2 separate regions of the Mus musculus genome follow, and region 1 is linked to region 2. The links are chromatin loops, found by intact Hi-C in ENCODE. Cell type or tissue: heart. All regions are shown on one strand. Each heading gives the region's core, and the rest is flanking DNA. Links, peaks and the distances in the headings are about the cores only. Region 1 overlaps Stac3 (SH3 and cysteine rich domain 3). Region 2 holds the start of Lrp1 (low density lipoprotein receptor-related protein 1).

The links. Peaks named below come from ENCODE experiments on the same cell type or tissue, not always from the same donor. Only the 100,000 strongest peaks of a DNase experiment are listed, where the experiment ranks them.
Region 1: a loop joins it to region 2, with 3 times the contacts of the local background. A loop is called at or near these places in 1 of 42 quality-filtered maps.

The regions. Positions count from the first base shown.
Region 1 is chr10:127,505,321-127,513,640 of GRCm38, reverse strand. Stac3 (SH3 and cysteine rich domain 3) reads right to left here. Exons shown (of 12, transcript NM_001359751.1): 7 at 6,349-6,415; 8 at 6,128-6,180; 9 at 5,857-5,942; 10 at 5,644-5,695; 11 at 5,423-5,560; 12 at 4,823-5,261. The coding sequence ends at 5,163. It also overlaps a transcript of Ndufa4l2 not described here. Among named protein-coding and RNA genes, the nearest start is that of Ndufa4l2, 5.5 kb to the left of the region's middle. In heart, for the core only: CTCF peaks have their summits at 1,364, 4,307, 4,513 (motif pointing left) and 5,196; DNase peaks (open chromatin) are centred at 690, 1,560, 4,500, 5,170 and 2 weaker places; H3K4me3 peaks cover 4,362 bases; H3K27ac peaks cover 1,724 bases; H3K27me3 peaks cover 6,340 bases.
Region 2 is chr10:127,618,976-127,627,295 of GRCm38, reverse strand. It overlaps Lrp1 (low density lipoprotein receptor-related protein 1), which reads left to right and starts at 6,148. Exons shown (of 89, transcript NM_008512.2): 1 at 6,148-6,678. The coding sequence starts at 6,609. In heart, for the core only: CTCF peaks have their summits at 643 (motif pointing right), 3,646 (motif pointing left) and 5,029 (motif pointing right); DNase peaks (open chromatin) are centred at 5,085, 5,515, 6,445, 6,665 and 4 weaker places; H3K4me3 peaks cover 3,510 bases; H3K27ac peaks cover 3,416 bases.

The sequences.
Region 1 (8,320 bases), core at 4-8,003, 110 kb after region 2:
TACCAATCTTGGAGCTCAAGCTCCAGCAGCTGCCCAGCTGGGCTGCACATCTGGTGGTCTGTGGCACAGCTGGGGAGCCAGGACTCTGGGAGGGACATCTGGCCCGTGCTTTATGCCCCTTTGCTCTTGGCCCTCGCTTGCCTGGTTCTGGTGAGCTGGACCCAGAGCCTTTCTGTTCTGGAAACTCCACTGTTTCTCCTCCCTTAGGTCTCCAGTCCGCTCTTAAACTCAGCTATTACACTGGCGCTTCTGTTCTTTCTTTTCCACGATTTCTCGACGCTTTGCATGCTCCTGATCTGGGGGTCTCTGTGAGGCCCCCTCCCCTCCTGTGTGTTCCCATGTTTGGATTGTGGTCTTTGGGGTTCCAGGTTTCACCCCACCTCCTTCCTTGCGTTTTCCCCCTACGATAACTCAAGCCATGCTGGCCCAGTAGGTGAGGGAAAGCGAGAGTCGTTAGCCGAGGATTAGGAGCGACCCATGGTCCCAAGGGGGCCAGACTCTTCAACTCTAAACCGCTCCAGGATACTAATCCGCGTGGCTGGCGGCGCAGCAAGTCAAATGCAGCTGTGCTCTCCGGAGCGAGCTGATTACGGTGGTCCGTGGGTGCCGGCGCCCTCTAGAGGCCGAGCCGCTCTCAGGCTCGGGGAAGAGGTCTCGGGTTCCCCCTGTCGGCCAGCGCCTGCTCTGCATTTCCAGTGTTTGTTCAAGTCAAGTCTGGAGTGTACATACAGGTCTGTGCCTGGTAGCTTACTCGCTCGTGCCATCGAGGTATTGGAGACTCTCAATACCTCTCTTCTGGCGTGGCCAGACGACATAGATGGGACGAGGAAGACTCTATCTCGCCAGGCGCCGACGGCATCCATGTTCAGGCTGGAGCCTCAGACACCTGGGACTTCCTCTCTGTCTTAGCACTACCCGGTGGACTTCCCTCTGACTTGGCCTCCCCTAAGCCCCCTAATTCTTTCTGCTTCTTTCTTCAGACTGTCTCTAGCTTCATGTCTTTAGGTTTGTCTGTGCCGCTCTGGAACTCTGCTCTCGGCCTAGCTTAGTCCTTCTGCATCTGTGTGTCCTGTGTGTCGGGTCTCTTGGCAGTCTCTCCTTCCCTCTACATCTCTCTCCCTTGCTGTGGTCTCTGCAAATCTCTCTCTCTCTCTCTCTCTCTCTCTCTCTCTCCTTTAGCTCCCATTTCTATTCTGTGGCTTAGTACCTGTCCCCAGGGAGCTGCAGCAAGCCAACAGAACAGCCCGCAGACACCTTGGGGCGCTGCTCAGGGTCCCCTCCCATCTCCTTCACATTCCTGTCACCTGGCAGCGGCCTCTTCTTCCCGCTGCAGCTGAGGTACTGGAGAGGGCGCCCGAGAGGGAAGCCACAATGCTCTGCATCTGCTCAGGAGCCCCTCGGGCCCTTGACCCCCGCTGCCACTATTAAGGGCGCTGGGTCCTGAGGCTCTGAGATGATCATGATTGCATCAGCCAGACACAAGTGGAGCCAGGAGCCTGGCGGCAAGCAGGCTAGCAAGCGAAACAAAGACGCCGCGCCATCTGTTTATGCAAAGCGCTCACCGCCAGGGACCCTGGTGTCCCGGTGCCTTGCCCAGACCGGGGCACAGGGTCATGAACCCACTTCTGCCCAGGGCTCCCGCTACGCCTGGGCATCCCCTCCTCCCCAGCAGCCAGAGGGGCCACGGGGCGAGCAGAACAGGGAGGGGGCGGGGTGTTGATGTGATTGGAGAGGACGCGGCTGTTTCTTCAATAATGGATGGAGATGATGCGGACGGCGAGCCGGCCGGGAAAGGAGAGAGGAATAGAAATGGGGAGAGAAAGAAGCGGGGGCGGGAGACTCAATCAGAGGCTCTCGCGCACGGGAACGCGCGCGGGCGCGGGCGTCACTGTCATTCGGGTACTTGCTGCCGCGCAGCTCACACCCAGGCACACGCCCACGCACTGTCACCGAGACACACACACCTGCAAGCAGGCACCAGAGCAGCGCATGCACACGCAAGCCTCTCTCTCTCTCTCTCTCTCTCTCTCTCTCTCTCTCTCACACACACACACACACACACACACACACACACACCAGCAGTGGCTCTTGATTTTCACACATACGTTCCTGGAGGCAGTGATGTCTGCACACCTGGACACATCCAGAGCAAAGAGTGCACAGACAGATTGACATGCCTGTCAAAGCCTATTTGAAAGAACGTTCAACACACCTAGCCACCCTGGGACTTATAGACAGGAATCACAGAAACCGGGAGGGGGGGGTGCACAAATTGGGCAGTATAGACCCAGAGGAACTGACAAAATGGAAACACATACAGGAACATCTGGAGTCGGGATGCAGACACACATCACACCCCCAGTCTCACATAGATCATATCCTGGTAGTACAGAGAAGGAAGTCCTTCTCTGCACACACAGGCGCTGCCATTTGTGCCCTGAGGGGTTGCGTGTGTGAGAGAAGTCGCTAGGTCCCCCCAGCAAGCCTTGTTAGCCCACATTAGCTTAGCAGTGTAATGAGGGGGTGGTGACAGGAGCTGCCTGGGGCTGTGGACTCAGAAGCCCGTGGCCCCAGCTTGATTGGCCCACAAGCTTCCTTCCCAGGCTTTCAGGTGCAGACCTCCTTCGGTTCCTGCTGCAACACTCCCATCAGGCCCTCCCAGTCCCAACTTAAGCATTTGAAAGGGAGCGCGGTGGCTGGTGGGACAGAAGCAAGGGCCATAAAGAGGTCCCCAGGAGTCCCAGCTGAGGTGAGGTGAAGGTTGAAGGCAGGGTCAGTCAGTCTGTCCCTCACCTTCTCAGGCATGCTGCCCATTCATCTAAGAAGGAGATCTCTCTCTCTCTCTCTCTCTCTCTCTCTCTAACAGCAATAAGAACCTGGAGGAGGGGAGTGTTCACCGTGGCCTGGACCCTGTAATACCCTTCCTCTGATCTATTTTCAATTCAGTCTGCTCCTTGGCCTAGACTTATGACCTTTGCAGAGTGTGGCAGCATCATCCATCACCAGGCAGCTGGCTTGTGGGAGTGGGAGGCACTGGGGACAAACAGTGTCCCTGTCATACCTCCTGCCCTCTCTTGGGACTGGTCAGGGCCTAACTCAACTGGCAGGATATTGAGGGGGAGGTGTGATCACAGGGTTCAATCAAGACAGTGTCCTCTAATCCTGGGACCCCCAGCATCCCTCCTTCCAGTTAAGCACAGCCTGTCTCCTGGCTCCTCCCGCCCCCCTTCTCTCGGGCCCTTTGCTTAATTTCCTATTAACTGCTGATAAATCCAATTAAACCGCCGCTCTAATTAGGGACAGCTGCCGGCTCGGTAAGGCGAGGGAGAAGGGGGGGCACCCTGCAAGTATAGGGAGAGAACAGCCGCTCTCCCTGTTCCACGACACCCCTACATCAACACTGCCGCCCAATGAGGCAGTAAATTGGTTTTGCTTCAGTATTTTGGGGGGGTGCTCTTGACAGTTGGGGGGGCTCAGATTGGGAATCCCTCAGACCTCTTGATGACTACAGGCAGAGTCCTCGTCTTCCCTCGCCTTACTTGTGGTAGGCAGATTCCCAAGAGGGATAGGGCAAAAGGTTGACTTGTGTGTTTTGGGGGTGTGTGCCTGTGCCTGTGATCTGCTCCTGTTCCAGTCCAATCATGATAAAGAGGGGGACTATCCGAGTGTTCCTCTAAGGTCTTGGCCCTCACACAGCCAGGCTTTGAGCTTGACAACCAAGGGCGAAGGGAACAAGAAACTGAACCCGGCTTTGCAGCGAGTTTTGTTGTGTGCTTCCCTACCCCCAGCACACCTCGTCTTTCTGTACGGAAGGGGAGGGGGTGCCCGTCCCGGGGCCCTCCTCTTCCCAGCCCAGCTGAGCCTCTGCCCTCCCCCCTCCTCCAGCAGCAGATGGTGCCCGGGCTCCCGCTGCCAACCTTGCTAGGCGGTGCCAACCTCAGTCCTGGCAGACAACCCATAGAGTAGAAGAGAAGCTTCTGGCTGGCCAGGCCGACCCTCCCCCACCCGCTATCAAACCCAAGACCCTCCGCCTGCCCCACTCCAGCGACCACCCCAAGCTGCTTCTCAATGGTCGGCTCCTAGGTCCCCAAACTCCTCATCTCCTTCTGCTCCTTTCCGCACACCTTCCCGCTCCTCACCACCTGCCGCCCTGACCAGGGCCGGAACATTTGCATATTTGCATATGCAAATAATAACATTTGCATACGGCGCGCCGCAGGGGGGGTCTCCGCTAAAACCGGTTAGCTGTCTGCCAAACGTCCTCTCACTCCGTACCTGTCGGAAAAGGGCTGGGGCAGGGGCCGTGCGGGAGGGGTTAGGCCCCCCGGCCTCGCTAGCTCTGTTCCCGGAGGACTAGAGGAAGAGTTGCCATGGAGACGGCACGCACCCCACCCCCTCCCAGGCCTAGGGTCTCAGGCTTGGTGTCTCCGGTTCTCTCCCCTTAGCCACCCCTCCAGCCCCTCCCCATCCCTCTCTCTCCAACTGAGATCTTGCATCGCCCCCTGGTGGCCAAGTTGGGCTCTGAGCCAGGTTCAGAATTACAAGGGCTAAATGGGCATGGTCTAGCGGACGTACCTACTTCTGCCATGCTATTTTCCCAACCACGGGGGCACTGGGCTGGAGATTCCAGTCCGGCTTTTTCTTCACTTCCAGCAGAAGCCTAGCCTAGTCTAGCGAGAGCAAGTCTGACTATTCACACCAGCCTTGGATTTTCAAAACCTGACAATTTGGTGGAGCATCCAGGGAACATACTATACTCCCTTCCTCCGCAGGCCTTCTCTTCGACCGCAGTTAAAAAACAAACAAACAAACAGAACTTTTCTAACTTTTGTTAAAACTTTAATAAATTCGAAACATTTGACAGTTCTGCCCCTCCTTATGGAGATGCTCCCCCACCCCCACCCCCAAGCTCTTGAAAGTTGGATGAACCTGAAGTGTGGGCCTAATCGGTGCAGGCTGCTCAGCGCACCAGGTATCCGGAGCCCTAGGCAGGGGAGAGAGGTGGGAACCAGACCCTCCCCAGAAACGTCATTATGCTCTGGTGGGCCTTTCCGACCCTCCTCATCCAGTACTCCCTCCCCTTGCCCCTTCCCTCCCCAGCTCGCACTGGGCCCCGCCCAGAACGAGGAGTGGGTGTCTCCCGCCAGCAGGCACCAGTACTCTTAAATCTCCTCCAGGAAGTCGGTGGGAAACAGCCCCACCTTGCGGCCGGTGTAGACCTTGACGTAACCACCAGCTTCATCTCCTTTCTGCACTACGATCTAGGGGTTTAAAGGATTGAGGAACAGGAAAAAAAAATTAGAAGAGGAGCGCAGGGACGTTGGGGAGGGTCGTACATACTGATGGGTTAGGGCCTCCCTCTGAGGTGCATGGATGGAGAGGTACGACCAGGCCTGGCATTGGGTTAAGGTTCCCGAGATACCTGGTCCTTCTTGAGAGTGATCTGTCCAATCTCGCGGTTCCCCACAAACGATCTGGTCACGCGGTGCACACGTTCTCCAGCCCGCACCCGAATGATGAAGTTTGGAGGGAAGAATCCGACTTTCTCTCCGATTTTCCCCTAGAGAAGGAAGGCAGTGGCTACGCTGGAGATCTCAGGTTCTAGACTGCCCATCTCCCACCTTAGCGGTGGCAACGTCTTACCCGCCACCACTCCTCATTGGAGTCATCAATGACTGTGATCTTCTCCCCTGGCCTGGGATAGAAAGGAGACCCTCTCTGTGATTTACAGTCACATGCCCGTGCCTGGCTGTGCTGCGGGGTACCCGCCCTTCTGCCCTCCTCCATTCCCACAGAGAGCTCATCTCTTACTCCTCGATGCTCCCCACACTCCCGCCTCCCTTGAAGGCTCCTCACGGGAAATCCAGGTCGTCCTTCTCCAGGGCTTTGAACCGATAGAGAGCCACAAAGTAATGAGACTGCTGGAAGCCAGGCTGCTTGTTCTGGAGGTGCAAGAGAGCGATGAGTTACCAGACTCCGATTTACCTCTCCCGGGATGAGAGGGCTGCATCGGTTTGTGTGTCTGTCTCAGTGTGGAGGGTGGGTCAGGGGTGATGGGAAGAGCTGTGAGTGATGTCAGACGTTGGCTGGGACGAGGACCAGGGTTCTACAGGGAGGAAGGACTTACTTTGTCATCAGGAGTTTTCTTCTCGGCCTTCTTGTCCTTTTCTGCATTGTTTCCTTGGATGGGAAAAATAGACAAATTGCTTCTGCCTCCAGGAGGGCATCCATCACTTCCCTCACCCTAGGTTCAGCCTTTTGCTCTCCACCTGCTGCTATACAGCAGCTAAACCCTCCATCCCATCCCATCCCATCCCATCCCAGTGGATGCAGATGAGTGACACTCACCATCCTGTGACTTGCCCTCCTCTGGCCTGGCTGACTCTGGCTCCTCCTCCATCATGGCTGCCAGAGGCTAGAGAGGGGGACACTAGAGTTAGAGACAGGCTGTCTTGGGATCCTGTGTTTTAGCTGCCTCTCCAGGCAGGCCAGGGAGTAGCAGAGCAACTCAAGCTCTGGAGTGTACTTGGAGAAAGTATCTACTCCAACCACCAGAAGATACTCGGGGATTTCTTCTGAAGCATGCGGGCAGGTAGGCCACCCGTATTGTGCCTGAAGATAGCTGATGACGGGGAGTTCACTACCTTACAATACAGCCCATGTGATTTAAAGAATATCTGTATCTATCTGTCTTGACTTACTGTCTGGAGCTTTAAATGTGGAGCAAACACAGTCCCTTTAAATATCCAAGGACAGCAGATATGCTTTCTGGCTTCTCTTCCCCGGTAATCTTTAGTCCTTTCAAATTACCCCTATGATTCAGATTTCAGGCCCTTCATTATACTGTCTGCTTAAAAATACTCCAGTGTGGGGCTGGAGAGATGGCTCAGTAGTTAAGAACATTGGCTGCTCTTCCAGAGGTCCTGAGTTCAGTTCCCAGCAAACACATGGTAGCTCACAACCATCTGTAATGGGATCGGATGCCCTCTTCTGGTGTGTCTGAAGAGAGACAGTGTACTCACATACATGAAATAAATAAATACATCTTTTTAAAATTATATCCCAGTGTGTAAGAAAAGGTGTGTATGTGGCCGCACAGGTTTCTCCTTCTCCTCTTCTCTTGGTTGTCTCATCAGCTCAGCTGTCCTCTCCTTACCTGGCCAGAGCTGACCTTGGGTTTCTGATCCCCTGGCCTGCAGCTCCCCGTGCGGGGACAACAGGCACACCTCACCTGACCTAAGGCAACAACTTTTCACGTTTCCCTGATGAGAACAGAATCTACGAAACAGCAGTGTCATTCATTCATAGGTAACTAACTGACTGAAGTTTGTTATCTGCAGCTAAGCTGTATATCGACCATTTTGAGATCAGATCTTTAGCTTTGTTTTAGGGTTTCTCTGTGTAGCCCTGGCTGTCCTGGAACTCACTCTGTAGACCAGGCTGGCCGTGAACTGCCCTGACTGTCTCTGCCTCCCAAATGCTGGGATGGCACCACCACTGCCCAGCTGGATAAGATTTTTTTTTCCATCCAAGGAAAGTAAATTGTCTCTTATGAGGTTCCAAGTCATTAAAGCTTGGCAAGGTGGTGCAAGCCCAATTCTGACCCCGGGAGGCTGAGACAGGAAGATCATGAATCCAAGGCTATGCCTATAAAGTGAGTGCTGTATAGCAAGGCCCTCAGAGCAGATGGGACGGAGTGTGTGTTAGAGGTGTAGTTCACTTGCTAGATGCTTGCCCAGGATGCATGATGCCCTGGCTTTGATCCCTGTAGTCACACAAAGCGGGTGTGGTGACATGTGTTACCTGGGAAGTGAAGGCGAGAGGACCAGAGGACATTCAAGATCATGGCCACTTATGAGGAGACTGGTCTCCATTCAAAAAGGGGAGGGGCTTGGCAGAAGGTGGTGCTGAGGGCTGCTGCTCTCCCCCTAAGGTTTTATCTTCGTTTTATGTGTACGTGTGCTCTCCCTGCATGGTGTCTGTACACCATGTGCATGCCTGGTGCCCACATAGACCCCAGAACTGGAATTGACTTAACTAACACCATTCATATTAGTTCATAAGGTTGTCTGGGGAGAAATTAATTGCTTGTCCAGGCAAACACATTTCCAGCATTATCAAGCTTGAAAGTCTTTCATAGGGCTTGAGAGATGGCTCAGAGGTTAAGGGCACTGACTGATCCTCCAGACATCCTGAGTTCAATTCCCAGCAACCACATGGTGGCAAATTCTCTTCTCCAAATGTAAACTCTTGCCTGCTACGCAGTAATGCCAAGGACTGGACCCAGCCTCCAGTGGCAATCTCTCAGTTTTAGAAGGGA
Region 2 (8,320 bases), core at 89-8,088:
TTTGTTTTTTTTCAAGATAGGGTCTCACTATATAGCTCTGCCTGTCCTGGAACTCACTATGTAGAACAGAATGGTCTTGAAATCACAGAGATCCGCCTGCCTCTGCCTCCCACGCACTGGAATTAAAGGCACGGGTCACTATGCCTGGCTTCCATATTCTGTAAAGGCCTGTTCCATGGCAAAAAAAAAATTAAATTATTTCTGTGTATACAGTGTTCTGCCTGCACGTAGGCCTGCAGGCCAGAAGAGGGCACCAGATCTCATTACAGATGGTTGTGAGCCACCATGAGGGTGCTGGGATTTGAACTCTGGACCTTCTGAAGAGCAGTCAGTACTCTTAATCTCTGAGCCATCTCTCCAGTCCTCAGCAATTTTTTAATAAGTGTTTGTCCCTTTCTTTTCCCCACCTTCTGTGACTCTCAACCTGTGGGTCGCGACCCCTTGAGGGTTGTTGAATGACCCTTTTACAGGGGTTGCCTAAGACCATCAGAAAACACATGTTCATGATCCATAATAGTAGCAAACTACCGTTATGAAATAGCAATGGAAATAATTTCATAGTTGAGGGTCACCACAGCACGAGGAGTGGGATTACAGGGTGGCAGCATCAGGAAGTTAGACCTTTCAGAGCTATCCCTTCCTATGTACACTTCCTGAACTGGCCACTAGGTGGCAATAGCCAGTGGCCTGATTGTCTCAGCACTGCCTCCCAAATGCCCTGTGCCAGGCCCTCTTATACTTCGCCCCCCCCCCACCCCACCCCCAAAAGCAAAAAGCAAAATGGTTAATAATTTGGTGAAGGAGGATATCCTTTCCCAAAACAGCTTTTTGAGAGCCTATCACCATTCTTGGCAGCCTGGTCATGAACTTCAGAAAATTCTTACTTGATTTTTCCCGTTATAGATTATAATTCAATTCAAAGTGTATGAAGAGGGGCCGTCTTAAGGAAAGTGGAGGAGAGAAGACACTGAGAGACAAAGAGAAAATGAATAGTGAACATTGTAGTAACACCACAGAGAGAAGATGTTTATAGGCTCATCCTACAGAGAGGATGCTCACACTCATCCTTCTCCTCTACCCAGCAGACATCCCTGGTGCAGCCAGTTTCCTCACCAGTCAATCAAGAGCTGAGGCTGAGGAAAAAAAATCCTAGCACTTGGGAGGCAGAGGCAGGCAGATTTCTGAGTTCGAGGCCAGACTGGTGTATAGAGTGAGTTCTAGGACAGCCAGGGCTACACAGAGAAACCCTGTCTCAAAAACCAAACAAACGAGCTAAGGCTTGGGGGGTAGGCACATGCACATGGGAAGGGGCCAGGGGAGCATCGGGGGGGGGCATTAAAAGAGATGAGGAAAAAGTCTCTGCTCTAAAGGAGTTTATGGTCTGGTGGTGGACAAAGGATCCATAAAATTAAGTGCTAAACTCTAGATTCCAAGACCATGATGATTACCAGTGAGATTTATTCTGTTTAAGATAGGATTTTACCAGGTAGCCCAGGCTGGTGTGGAAAGCCCCCTTGTGTCCCTAACCGTCTTCAAACTTCTGATTCTCCTGCCTCTGTTTCCTGAGGTTTTGGAAAATAGGCTCGTGCCACCATGCCTGGCTCTCTGAGTAGCTCGGGAATAACAGCAGAGCTTTTCAGAGGAACAGAGTCACGATTGGCTTGGCTAGAGAGAGATAAGCATTCTGCCTTCTCACAAAGCCAATGTCAGCTGTTCATATACCAGGACAAACTAAGCACCCAGCCATCAAGGAGCTTCAGGAGGTTAATATGAAACATGGTCTGGGTCTGTACAGATAGCGTGGAATGAGCTCAAGGCAAGCTAAGGTGAAGAACGTAAGCTATGAAACCGTATATACCAGCTCCTCTGTGACTTTAAAGGGTATTATTTGTAACTGTACACCGCTAAAACAAACAGGCTTCCTTGAAGACACTTCTTCTTCTTCTTTTTTTGTTTTTGTTTTTGTTTTTGTTTTTGTTTTTTTCGAGACAGGGTTTCTCTGTGTAGCCCTGGCTGTCCTGGAACTCACTCTGTAGACCAGGCTGGCCTCCAACTCAGAAATCTGCCTCCCAAGTGCTGGGATTAAAGGCGTGCGCCACCACCACCCAGCTTGAAGACACTTCTAAGGCATATTCCTAGTGGTTTATCTGAGGGTGAGGCCAGAAGTGGGAGTTTAAGAAGTGACAAGTTTAACTGGGCATGGTATGACGTACCTTTAGTTCCAGCAGTCATGAGGCAGAAGCGGCGGCATTTGGGTCTCTGTGTGGTCAAGGCCAGCCTGGTCTACAAAGCAAGTCCAGGACAGTCAAGGCTACACAGAGAAACCTTGTCTCATAAAATCAAAACCAAACAACAACAACAAAACAAAATAAAACAAAACAAAACAAAATAAAAAACAAGGAAAGAGAAGTGACAAGTTTATTTTCTTATATTACAAGTTTTACTAATAATTAAGTATCACCATTTTTTGTAATGCAAAGTTAATAAAAATAAAAACATGGGGCTAGAGGGATGATGGCTTAGCAGGTTAATAGTCCAGCTACTCTTCCAGAAGACCTGAGTTCAATTCCCAGCACCCACATGGAGACTCACAACTGTCTGTAACTCCAGTTCCAGGGACTCCAGCACCCTTACACAAATAGACATGCAAGCAAAATACCAATGCATAATAACAAAAAAAAATCATTTTAAAAAAAGAAAGAAAATAAATTAAAATACATTCATTGGTATTCAATAGATAGCACAGGCCCAGAACAGCGGCCGAGGGCAGGTTCTGGATCGCCATGGCTGACGGAAGATCTCACATTTGACCCGTCCTGTTGAATTTCCATTATTTCTGTTACAATTCCAGCCTAAACTACTAGTATTCCCCTACCACCACCTTTTCTCATGCCCACTGTGGGTATACACATCTTTTTTTTTTTTTTTAATGTAAATTGGTGTGCTGCCTGCATGTTTGTCTGTGAGGGTGTCAGATCCCTGGAAGTAAAGCTACAGACAGCTGTGAGCTGCCAGGCGAGTGCTGGGAATGGAACCCAGGCCCTCTGGAAGAGCAGCCATCTCTCCAGCCCCCTCCTCTACCCTCTTTTGAGACGGGGTCTCATGTAGCACAGGCTGGTCTAGCTCTTTCTCTATAGCCAAGGATGGCCTCTGATTCTCCACCTTGCTCCTTTAGCCTCTACCTCCTTGGTGCTGGGTTTACAAGTGCGTGCTACTGCATACAGTATACAGTGCTAGGCTTTGAGCTCAGGGCTTTGTGCATGCCAGGTGAGTGCTCAGTGGTCTGAACTACATCCCAGTCCTTGGAAGAGGCTTCCTAAGAGGTGGCAAGGGTGCTGGAGGCATGGCTTGGTGGTTAAGAACCTGCTCTTCCAGGTGACAAGAGTTGTGTTCCCAGCACCCAAGTTAGGTGGTGGTGGCGTCAGCTCAAGCAGGGGACCTGATGCCTTAGGTCTCTACATACTCACACATGAATATAGTTAAAAACAATAAAAACAAAAATCTTTTAAAAATTTTTTTTAGAGGCTGGAGAGATGGCTCAGAAGTTAAGGGCATTTGCTGCTCGCCCAGAGGTCCTGAGTTCAATTCCCAGCAACCACATGGTGTCTTATAACTATCTGTAATGTAGTCTGGTGCCCTCTTCTGGCTTGTAGGCATATATACAGGCAGAACATTGTATAAATATCTATCTATCTATCTATCTATTTAACCTGAGTGTTCTGTCTGCTCATCTACCTGCATACCAGAAGAGGGCATCGGATCCCATTACAGATGGTCTCCAGCCACCATGTGGTTGCTGGGAATTGAACTCAGTACCTCTGGAAGAGCTGTCAGTGCAGTGCTCTTAACCGCTGAGCCATCTCTCCAGCCCCCAAATAAAATAGTCTTTAAAAAAATTTTTTTTATTCATATCTGTGTGTAGAAGTGTGCACCTGTGTGCAGGTCCCCATGGAGGCCACAAGAAGGCATCAGACCCTTTGGAGCTGGAGTTACAAACAGTTATGAGCCAACCCAATGTGTGTGCTGGACACTTAGGACCTTAGTAAGAACAGCAAGAGCTCTGAGCCATCTCTCCAGCCCCACGTCTCTTTTCTTTTCTTTCTTTCTTTTTTCTTTCTTCCTTTTTCTTTTCTTCATTTCTCTTTTCTTTTCTTTTTTAATGTGGTTGTTGTTTTGAAGGGTAGCCACTGAGACAAAGAATAAAAGGATGAGTGTTATCGGAAATACCCAGGACAGGTCCATGGAAGAGACGCGAGGTGAGAAGGTCAGGAAGAAGATTCATCTGTGTAAGCCAAGCGGCAGGCTCTTAGCCTTCTCAGGCTACAAGCTGCATGGTAGCTATTGATATCTTTTTTTTTTTCCCTGTCAACGTTGCCTGAGGTCAGTTTCAACCAGATTTTGCTTGGACCACAATATTGGGTGGAGACCTAGCAGAAGCCTGTGAGCATCCACTAAAAATATTTAGTGACTCCATGCCTGGGCCTGGCACTGTATTAGGCCATGGAAGCTGGATAAAAGAATAACAGACCACCCCTGCTGAGAGAAACCCTGTGCTAGAAAAAAAAAAAAAAAAAAAAAAAGGAGGAGGAGGAGGAACAGGAGGAGGAGGAACAGGAGGAGGAGGAAGAAGAGGAAGAAGAAGAGGAGGAGGAGAAGGAAGAGGAGGAGGAGGAAACCTTCAGTATATTTCAAAAGGAAGAAAGACATCAGGCCTCTACTTGAGCACAGGCTGGAAACTGGACGGAGGAAAGATGGATCCTGAGAGTCCAGCCTGGGAGACTATACAGTTAGCCTGTCCGTGAGCCGCATAAGCTCTCATTGAAGAAAGGCTCTCAGTCATTAATGGACAAGTCTATTTTCTGCCAGTGACAGGCTGGAGTGTGTGTGGGGGTCACTCCTGTGGAGTTAGTGTACTGGTCCCTGGTCTTTAAAGTTCATCTCTAGCCAGGGATGTCGCCTGCTGAGCTTTCCAGAACTTTCACTTCAGGTCACAGAGAAAGTCAGACACTAAGGGTTACAGTCTTCAAACGTCGCCCACAAGAGGGCAGTGGCCGGAAGCACGTTCGCCGGCCCTAGGAACCGCCCGATGCTTTCTGGACTCCAGAGTACCGTTCCCAAACCGACTGAGACTGGGGACAAAGGTCCGGCACTCAGCACACAGCCCCCTAGGACTGGTGTCTGGTAGCGGAGCTCTGGAGTCCTTCATTCCAACTCCCTGTAGTTTGGCATCTGAAACCCTGACTTGGTGGGAGGCCAGTCAGAAGGTATCAAAAACAAAACAAACAAACAAAAAAAAAATCGAGCCTGACCTCTCAGGGCGAAAGGGGATGGCTCTACCCCAACCCCACCCTCTGGTGAGTCACCTCTCTCCAAACCAGAGCCTGCCTCTCCTGCGCCCCGTGCCAGGCGAGCAGGGCTGGGCGGGTACTAAGGTGGGCTCCATCCCTGAGCCCAAGGCGGGCCGACAAGCTGCAGCGTGTCCCCGCGGGTGTCCCTGTTTACTCTGAGCCCTGGAGCGAGGTGGGGGCGGGTCCATGTGGCCACTCCTTCACTCCGCCTCCTGAGGACGCAGGCCCCAATCCCAGACCGGTTCTTACAAAGTCTCCAAATCAAAGCTCAGCCTTTCCCGCACCTTCCCGGCGGACCGGCCACCCCTGCCCCCACCCTAGGCTAGGGAGGCACTGTCTGGGTTTCCCCAAGGAAATCAGGCCTCCGCCTAGACAGCGGCTCGGGACCCCACTGAGGGGATCTGAAATCCTGGGGTGTGACATAGAGTTTTAAAGAGGCACTAGAGCGCAGCTCTCCTTGCCCCTTACCCCATTCCCACCCTTGGCTCTACCGGCTCTAGGGAGCGCTGGGATGAGGTAGACGCAGTTAGAGGACAGGGTGCCCGGGGACTCCCACTCTCGGACCGCTTCCCAGAACTCCAAAGCTTGTAGCGCCTCCGACTCCCCCTCCCCAGGGCAGCGCGCCAAATCAGCGCATGCGCACTGTCAGGATTGCCGCGTAGCTCTTTCTCCCCCCCCCCCCACCTCTTTTTTTCTTTCCCCGCCCCTTCCCTCCTTCCCTCCTCTCCCTGTCCCCTCCCTCTCCCCTCTGAACACCCCCCTCCCTCCTCCCCCCCACCCCCCCCCCCCGCGGCACTTCAGTCAGGGGAGCAGCGGTGCGAGCTCCAGGCCAGTGCACTGAGGAGGCGGAAACGGGGGAGCCCCTAGTGCTCCATCAGGCCCCTACCAAGGCACCCCCATCGGGTCCACGCCCCCCACCCCCCACCCCGCCTCCTCCCAATTGTGCATTTTTGCAGCCAGAGGCGGCTCCGAGATGGGGCTGTGAGCTTCGCCCTGGGAGGGGGAGAGGAGCGAGGAGTAAAGCAGGGGTGAAGGGTTCGAATTTGGGGGCAGGGGGCGCACCCGCGTCAGCAGGCCCTTCCCAGGGGGCTCGGAACTGTACCATTTCACCTATGCCCCTGGTTCGCTTTGCTTAAGGAAAGGATAAGAATAGAAGAGTCGGGGAGAGGAAGATAAAGGGGGACCCCCCAATTGGGGGGGGCGAGGACAAGAAGTAACAGGACCAGAGGGTGGGGGCTGCTGTTTGCATCGGCCCACACCATGCTGACCCCGCCGTTGCTGCTGCTGCTGCCGCTGCTTTCAGCTCTGGTCTCCGGGGCCACTATGGATGGTGAGTGAGATTCCGGCGGCCCCCATGGACCCCTGGGGGCTCCCCCTCCCCAACCCCCACTCCTGCGTCTGGATGGGGAAGGGAGACGCGGGAGGGGGTGCCTTTTGTTATCCCAGTCCAGCTGACACAGCAGAGGCCTGACTGGGGGCGGGGATGGGGTCTGATTTGGGGGATGGGAGCCTGGGACAAATGATGCTTCCAGGGCCCCCCAGCTCAGACAAAGACCAGAGGCCTGGGTAGGAAAAGAGGGCTCCCCCTTTTTCTGATCTTGGGATTAAGAGGCCTTCTCTTCCTATCTCTGGTACGGGAGGGCCTCTGCCTCCCCTACATCCTCCACCCTCCCGCCCCCCCACCCCCATCTGAATTGTGAAGGAATCCGGATTTGCTGTGTACCGCTGCAAAAGGGGGCGGAGGGCCTTTTGCAGTGGACTCTGAAGGCTGGAAGGCAAAGCCGGCTAGGGGTGCCCTGCTGGCCAAAGGGCAGGCAGGCCGAGAAAGCTGTGGGTGGGGATAGGCAGGGCCCCCTGTTTGGGTGTGGAATGAGCCCTGCATCCCAGGCATGGAGGCCCGGGTCCAGAATCCTGGGCTGCCTGCCTGGGTTCCGAAGTGAGCAGCTCCCCGCTGAGGGCCTCAGTCAGGAGCCCGGTTGAGGGATGGAGGGGTCTGGTGACGCTTATGGCTGGCTTTCCCTTCTTAATTCCTGGGAGCTTTAAGATGAGAGGAAAAACGTCAGATGTCATCATTCTGGAAGAGACTGGAGAATGGTCTGGAACGCTGGGGAGGGGTTCAGAGGAAGCTCTGTCTCCCCGATTTCAGGCTTGATCACAGTTTGGGTTGGAAGGAGAGTTGGAGGTTGGGATGGGGGTTATGACCATGCCCCCAATCCTGCTCATTTAGTAAATGTGTAAAGCCCAGCCCTGTCTCACTTCATACATACACTTTGTATATTAGTTAGGTTTGGGCTGCTGTGTTGTTTTGGGGGAATTGCATGCCCCTCGTCCCTATTTCTGTCAGCTGTTTTTCCTCTTCCATGAGTCCCCAGTTCAAGACTTGCCCAGGCTTCACGCTGGGGTCATGGGGTTGAATTGGGCTGGGTCCCTAACTTGAGAAGGGGTGAGATTTTGTGACTTCCTGTCAGGTTTGCCTCTCACTGAGGACAACAGCTTCGTAGCATCTTACAGCCCTCCTCTGCCTTCAAGAGCTTGCCAGGCCGGGATTGGGAAAGTTTTTCTCTGAAACTAGATTATGTATCCTCCCCCACCCCTGTCTCTAACTTGTTTCAGTTGTGGGAGGAGGACAAGAGGGTCAGGAGGCAGCTGTGCCCAGGAAAACAGTTTACTCAGTGGCCTTCAGTCATGTCATGTCGGGGACTGTCTTGTCTAGCTGCCACCCCTAATTTTCTGCCTGCGATGAGGAAAGAGACTTTGCCCTGTCAGGCAAGCCTGTGCAGCCACCCTCTGTCCTTCACATCTAACGTCATCCCGTGCTTTCTTCTTGGTCTCAGAGCTGGGATGGGAGAAGAAGGGAAACTGAGGCAAAGAGCTTTGGGAAGAAAATGTATTAAGCAAGAAATGGACCTGCCAGAAGCCCTGTGGAGGAGGGTGGATGGAATCAGGTAGAAGGGAAAGATGCCCGTGGAGAT